Linked DNA regions of Homo sapiens: region 1 is linked to region 2. The links are chromatin contacts, found by Hi-C or POLR2A ChIA-PET in ENCODE. All regions are on one chromosome and are shown on one strand. Each heading gives the region's core, a stretch centred on a gene start or an enhancer-like site at or near the end of the contact. The rest is flanking DNA. Distances are from core to core; before and after follow the strand shown.

Evidence for each region. A loop is a pair of places that touch in the nucleus more often than their neighbours do. ChIA-PET counts read pairs that join two places held with the same protein, here RNA polymerase II (POLR2A). Pooled maps may share reads with other maps.
Region 1: a map of GM12878 shows a loop between it and region 2 (2.8-fold over the local background). The contact joins two enhancer-like sites. A Hi-C loop is called at or near these places in 2 of 168 maps with a recorded cell type or tissue (Caco-2 and GM12878), 3 of 37 single-sample maps with no recorded cell type and 16 of 50 pooled maps. POLR2A ChIA-PET finds 5 or more read pairs at or near these places in 4 of 52 experiments (T-cell, activated CD4-positive, alpha-beta T cell, activated T-cell and 1 more).

The regions. Positions count from the first base shown.
Region 1 is chr1:101,282,331-101,285,638 of GRCh38, reverse strand. No RefSeq gene overlaps it. Among named protein-coding and RNA genes, the nearest start is that of LINC01307, 40 kb to the left of the region's middle. Within about 2 kb of position 1,423, at least 3 of the 41 ENCODE cell types and tissues checked have a DNase peak (open chromatin) inside an H3K27ac peak, as active enhancers do.
Region 2 is chr1:101,003,381-101,006,495 of GRCh38, reverse strand. The region is part of intron 4 of DPH5 (diphthamide biosynthesis 5); the gene reads left to right. Among named protein-coding and RNA genes, the nearest start is that of DPH5, 21 kb to the left of the region's middle. Within about 2 kb of position 1,640, at least 5 of the 41 ENCODE cell types and tissues checked have a DNase peak (open chromatin) inside an H3K27ac peak, as active enhancers do.

The DNA of each region.
Region 1 (3,308 bases), core at 174-2,673, 280 kb before region 2:
TATATCTTCTTCATCTTCTTCAATCAGTGATAGTTTTGGAAAATCCAGGACAGTTATTTTCAAAATGTCCCCCAGGTTTTCTCATGAATAGATTGAAGTTATGCATTTTTGGCAAGAATGGCACAAATAGGATATTGTGCCCTTCTCAGTGCATCATATCTGGAGGTACATGATCTTGGTATGTCCTATTATTGATGAGGTTATTCTTGACCACTTGGTTAAAGTGATGTATGTTGGGTTTCTCCACTGTTAAGCTTACTATTTTTTCCCTTTGTAATTAGTAAATATCTTTTAGGGAGATACTTTGAGACTATACAAATATTCTATTTCTCATACTTTCACCAACTAATTATAGTATCCATCCATGGGGCTTGCCTACAGCAATTACTACTATGGCATTTGCCAAATATTAATCTTCTATTTTTCTGATTCCTTCTACATGTATCAACTGAAATTCTACTGTAAGGAAGAGCTATTTCTTCTTCCCTATTTGTTTATTTGGAGGCATTTTATGAGGATTAAATGAAGTAGGACATTTACATGGTGTCTGGCACACGGTGAAGGCTCAGTAGGTGTGAGTCATCTTTAATATTATTATTACTGAGACAGTATGGAAGTTATGTAACTAATTGTTATGTGACTAATATTTTCTAGTTAGAAATGAGTATTTCTAACATGTTTAAAGGTGTTCCAAAATGGTCTACTATATTAGTTTGCTAGGGCTGCCATAACAAAAGATGACAGATTGAGTGGTTTAAACAACAGAAATTTATTTCTTGCAGCTCTGGAAGCTGGAAGTCCAAGATCAAGGTGTCAGCGGGTTTGGTTTCTCCTCTCTCCTTGGCTTGGAGACGGCCACCTCCTTGCTGTGTCTTCACGTGGCCTTTCCTCTGTTATGTTGGCACCTCTGCTGTCTATCTGTGTGTTCTCATTTCCTCTTCTGCTAAGGACTGGTCAGATTGAATTAGGGCCACGCTAAGGGCCTTATTTTAGCTTGTTCAAGTCTTTAAAGGCCCTGTGTCCCAATACAGTCACATTCTGAAGTACTGGGGCTTAGAGTTTCAACACATGAATTTGGGAAGGGGGAGACGTCATTCCACCCATATCTACCTATTTGCTTTGAAAAACTATTGTGAGCAAATCATTTAACATGTGAAAGCACTTTCAGAACTGGAAAGCACCGTACAAACATAAGGCAATAGTATAACAATACGACAAATTTTGGTAAGCATTCATGCACTTTACATTTCAGGTACTGAAGCATTCCTTTACAATGTTATTGCCATTATTCATTTAACTTTCCTTTCACGGCTGCCACGGAACTCTGGAAGGCCCACTTCAACCCGGGCACTGTCTGTGTTATCGCACATCCTCAGCGAGTGTCAACCACATCAGTGTGTTTTGCTTGCTTTTTGTCTTTCTGAAGCGTGGGCTTTCAGCAGCTCATTTCAGGCTATCCCAGCTACCTCTTCAGAGGCCCGAGGCACCTCCTTCCTCACAGGGAAAGCTGCCTGCGAGGCGGCCGGCAACCGCCTCATTTCCCCGTCTACCAGCTGCGTAGCCTTGGGCAAGGCCCCTCCGTGCAGCACTTCGTCCCAATTCCACGGCTGAAAAAGAAGGATAACAATCCTCACAAGGAGGCTGAGGATTAATGAGTTAATCTTTATAGAGCATTTGGAGAGCACACAATGGACAAACCCCTATTTATCTCTTTGTAGAACTAGCCTACAAACTAAACTCCCACTAGGAAACTAGGACCCTTTTATATAATGTTTACTTGAAGGAAGCAATCTGCAGATTCTAATAAATCTTAGCTTCCCAGAAGTGGGAAAAAGCACACATTTCACTATATCTGAGTAAGTAAAAAAGTAGAACAATTTCTCCCCACCGAAGGTTTTGCTTATCAGAGGCTAACAGAGGCCAGGGAGAAACTGTGACCTGTGGTCTGCCTTGCCTGTCATGGATAAGGAAGAACCAGAGACTCTCCCCAGGGCTGTCAAATGTTTTTAGAGCTGACATCCTTGCGGTCCACAGCCTCCAAACTCAGAGCGTGTGGGAGGAGGGGATGGATACAATTTAATTGCCTCCTGCAACTTGCCAAGCCCACCACCATTTTCCCAGGCTAGCAGTAGCCATTCCTTGCTTAATAGTAGTGCTTTCAAGCCCTTCAGAGACAGGAGTACTTCAGCAGCCAAAGTGGGAAGTCCTTCTTCCAAGTCTTCCAAGGCCTTTGGCCACTGCCAAAGCACCCCAGAAAAGTCTGTCTGTAGGAACTGTCTCTGTTTACCATGTTGCATTACCTCTTTGCTCAGAATCAATCACTCCACCTGTGATTGATTGCCAGGGGCCACCAATACTGCTTTAGGGGGAAGCTTTTCTCCACACCACATCCCTTATTTTCCTTGCCTCACTCCCAGGCAATTTTCACCACAGGTCTGGCAACAGCCTTCTAAATGATCTCCATAATTCTGCTCCCTAATCCCTACTGCATGGTCTTCCCTGCTCCTCTCCACCTATCCAACTTCTAAATCTGAAACAATAAAATCTTACAAATCCCACCTCTATTCTCATATCCCTTGGAAGTTCTTGTTTAAAGGATCAGTAGAGATTAGCCAGGCCAAGAGAATGCCTGTGTGTGAGACGGGGCGAGGAGGGAGAGAAGAGGGCCAGAGAGCAACAGGGACTGCAGAACAGCACATACAAAGTCGTGATGTGAGAACGTGGCTCACGTATGCAACTACTCGGGACTCAGCAAAACTGGAACCTAGAAGGAAATAAAGCTGGCGAGGATCAGCAAAGCCAGGCCCCCTGTGAAGGAGTTTGGACTTTATCTAGGAGAAAGTGGGGGCCATTGAAGGGTTTTAAGTACACAAGTGTCACAAACAAGTTTGCATTTAAGAAAGATTTCTCTGGCAACAGAGCGGAGAATACATTAGAGGAGAAATACTGGAAGCAGAGAGACCATCTGAGAGGCTGGTACAATTATCCACAGTTGATGACAGCAAGGGGTAAGAAGGAGAGGGGATGTTAACTTCAGCAGCGTTACTCAAAAGTGTTGTCCTTGGGCAAATGCCAACTTCTGGACCAATGTCTGTCCTCCAACTGTTTTTCCTGATCTGTTATGAGATAAAGAACTTGTGCCAGAATGTAAAGTCAAGGCAGGCACTTATTGCTTCATCATAAAAAGTCTTGCTTTAGGGGGGAAAATAAGTCAGTCATACTACACAGTGTGCTTAGTGAAGTATTTGATTTACATTCTGGCCCAAGTCCCTTATCTTTGTGAAACGGTAACAGTCTGCAGACCAGCA
Region 2 (3,115 bases), core at 391-2,890:
TTAGTCACTTAGGAACAGTTTTTGACTACCTGCTAAGTCATGAGCATATTTAATTTTTTTTCTTCCTTTCTGTTTCCACTTATTACTGGTTCTAATCATTATTTTTTTAAATAGCCACCTTACCATCATTTTTTTCCTACTTCATAGTTTTCTTTTTAAATCGTAAATATAATTGTGCCATTCTTCTATTAAAACAATTTTGGTAAATTAATCCCCATCCTATATAGAATGTTCAGTTACTTGTATGTTGTATTAGTCCATTCTCATGCTTCTAATAAAGACATACCCAAGACTGGGAAATTGACTTTGAGGTCAATTGTGACTCAATTTTGAGGTCAAATTGACTTTGAGGTCAATAAACTGTGGAGTTTAATTGAATCACAGTTCAGCATGGCTGGGGAGGCCTCAGAACACTTACAATTATGTCTGTAGGGGAAGCAAACACATCCTTCTTCACATGACAGCAGCAAAGAGATGCGCAGAGTAAACGGGGGAAATCCCTTTATGAAACCATCAGATCTTGTGAGAACTCACTATCACGAGAACAGCATGGAGGTAACTGCTCCCCCCCTCACCTCCCCCACTACCGGGTCCCTCCCACAACATGTGGGGATTATAGGAACTACAATTCAAGATGAGATTTGGTTGGGGACACAGCCAAGCCATGTTATATATGTTTATGACTTTATCATATTATAAACTCTTTGATTTACTCATTTTCCTATCTGCCATTGCATTCTATCACAGTGCCATGCATATAATGAATATGTCACAAGTACTTGCTGAGTTGAATTTCTTATTTATTTTTTCCCCCAACCCCCTGCCTTCCACCCTGGAGTTCGATCTTGTCTTTGAAATTATATGCTGTAAATTGTCATTTTAAAATTTAATTTACAAGTGGCTCTCATTTATGTGTGAGAATAAATCTTGTAGCTCTTCTGTCTACGTAGTCATTCAACTTTATGTACCTAGTGTGTGGCCATGTGCATACTCTTCCTTAGTGTCATCAAAAATCAATGTTACATCAATGGCATGCAAATTGTATGTGGGGATAAAAACAACAACAAACAAAACCCATCCCCAAGAACAGTATTCTGTATAGAAGAGAAAACTAGTCACTCTTGATTATGTGGTTTTGTGGTACAGTTTTTGACAGTTTTGCTGGCTTGGCTTTCTTTCACTTCACAGATTTAACTGATTTAATTTAGGATATAAATACATGATACTTGCAGGGCTTAATAGAGTTCTTAGCAAGTTTAATTTTTCTTAACAGATTTTTTTAGCTTTAATACCACAGAAAATATTTTTATTTGTTATACAAAATAACAAAAGCATTGAAATCTAAAATGGAGTTTTACAAAGCATCTATGCTTCTAAAAGGAAAGAAATATTGATGGCTATGAGATGAGTTAGGAGACTGTTAAGGTTATTCAGGCAAGTGATATTGAGGGCTCAAACCATGGTTGTAGGGAAAGAAATGAGTAGTCAGCTACATAAAATATACAGCAGAATTTACAGGAATTGGCACTAAATAAGATGTCAGGAATTAGATATATGTTTAGAGAGAAGTCAGGCACAGTTAGCTATTTCTGGGTAATGGCTTAATGCCATTTTAAATATTGCCCAAGACTTCCCGCCTCTGTTACTTTGTTCATAGTATCTCATTCTTTCCCCATGTTCGGCTTCTCCAGTCTTAAATCTTAACTGTCTTTCAAGGTCTAGCTTACGCCTTGTATTTTCAGAAGATGCCTTCAGATGCCCTCTTAGTGGGGGAAATGCTGAATCCTTATAATGCTTAGAGTCTATAGCATATTTAATAATAATTACTACTACCTACTATTGTCTTTCTTGAGCATCTTCTAACTAGATTGTGCCTTATGCCTAATGAGTGGATGTTTTGAGTTTTTTTGGGTTTTGTCCTAGATAAAACATAATCCAATATAAGTTAGGTAAACTGCTTTCTCTATAGGTTACTCCAGGTTAAAATTTAAAAAGGCCTGTGTTTACCTACTGTTTCTTACAAAACAGCTGTTTTTTTAGTCTTTAAATTTAGATTTGCAGCAATAATGTTTTGGAGGAAAAATGATCACAGCACAAAGGCTTATATGAATATTATAGGATGGTTCAATACTTAGGCTTCTGCAATCTCAGTTCTCATCACTGTGTGACTTTGCTCTAGTATAGTTCACTGGTAAGCCCTTCGATTGTGAAACACAAAGAACTGGTTCTTTTGTTCTTTGAGGTATTGACATATGGTGAAATTGTTTGCATAATGTTCCAGGATTCACTGAAGAAGTTTGCACCACAGCTACAGGAGTGGTTACAGTTTATAAATCAGGGTCCTGGAGAGCAGTGCTTGTGTGAGGTTTTCTTTAATCTCTCAAATTAGACAATTCAAAGACACTGCTACACAAAATGCTTTAGTGTTTATATGTGACTTGCATCTCAATTCTTTCTTAAGTGGTCTGTCACTTTCTTTTTGAATGAAGAACTTATTTCCTTCCATGACTGTATTCCCATGACTCTTAAAGTATTTAAGACTCATTTAAAGTATGTATTATTGCATATATAATTTTTTTAACAGTTTTACCTTGAAGCTTTTTTATGGAATAATACTAATATTTCATAGTTTGATCTGAGATGTGAAAAATCCTTTTTAGAATGTAAACAGTTGAACTTGTCAGAATGAAATCATAAATGTAGTTTCAAGTATTTAGTAATATTTTTGAGCTTACTCCAATAAGGAAAGCAGTTGGATTAAAGCAGGACACAGCATTTTAGAACATCTTCATTATTAAAACATTATCATTATTATATCATCAAATTCCTAACACTAAGACTTTTCCATGTGCAAGGCACTACTAGGCACTCTGCATACTTTGTGTCATTTAACCCTTAAAAACCACATTTTTATGTTTACAGTTATTATACCCATTTTGTAGAAGGGTTCCTCCCAAGGATTGGGAATGTTACTTGACTTGTCCATGATTAATCATAGTAAGAACCAGTGCCATGACTGCAGAGCCTTTCTCTGCTGTATGAGACATGAGCAAGACTGCACAATCCATGAGAGCCAGAGCTGTGTTTTGCCTGTCATTTTAAACCTGTGACTAGC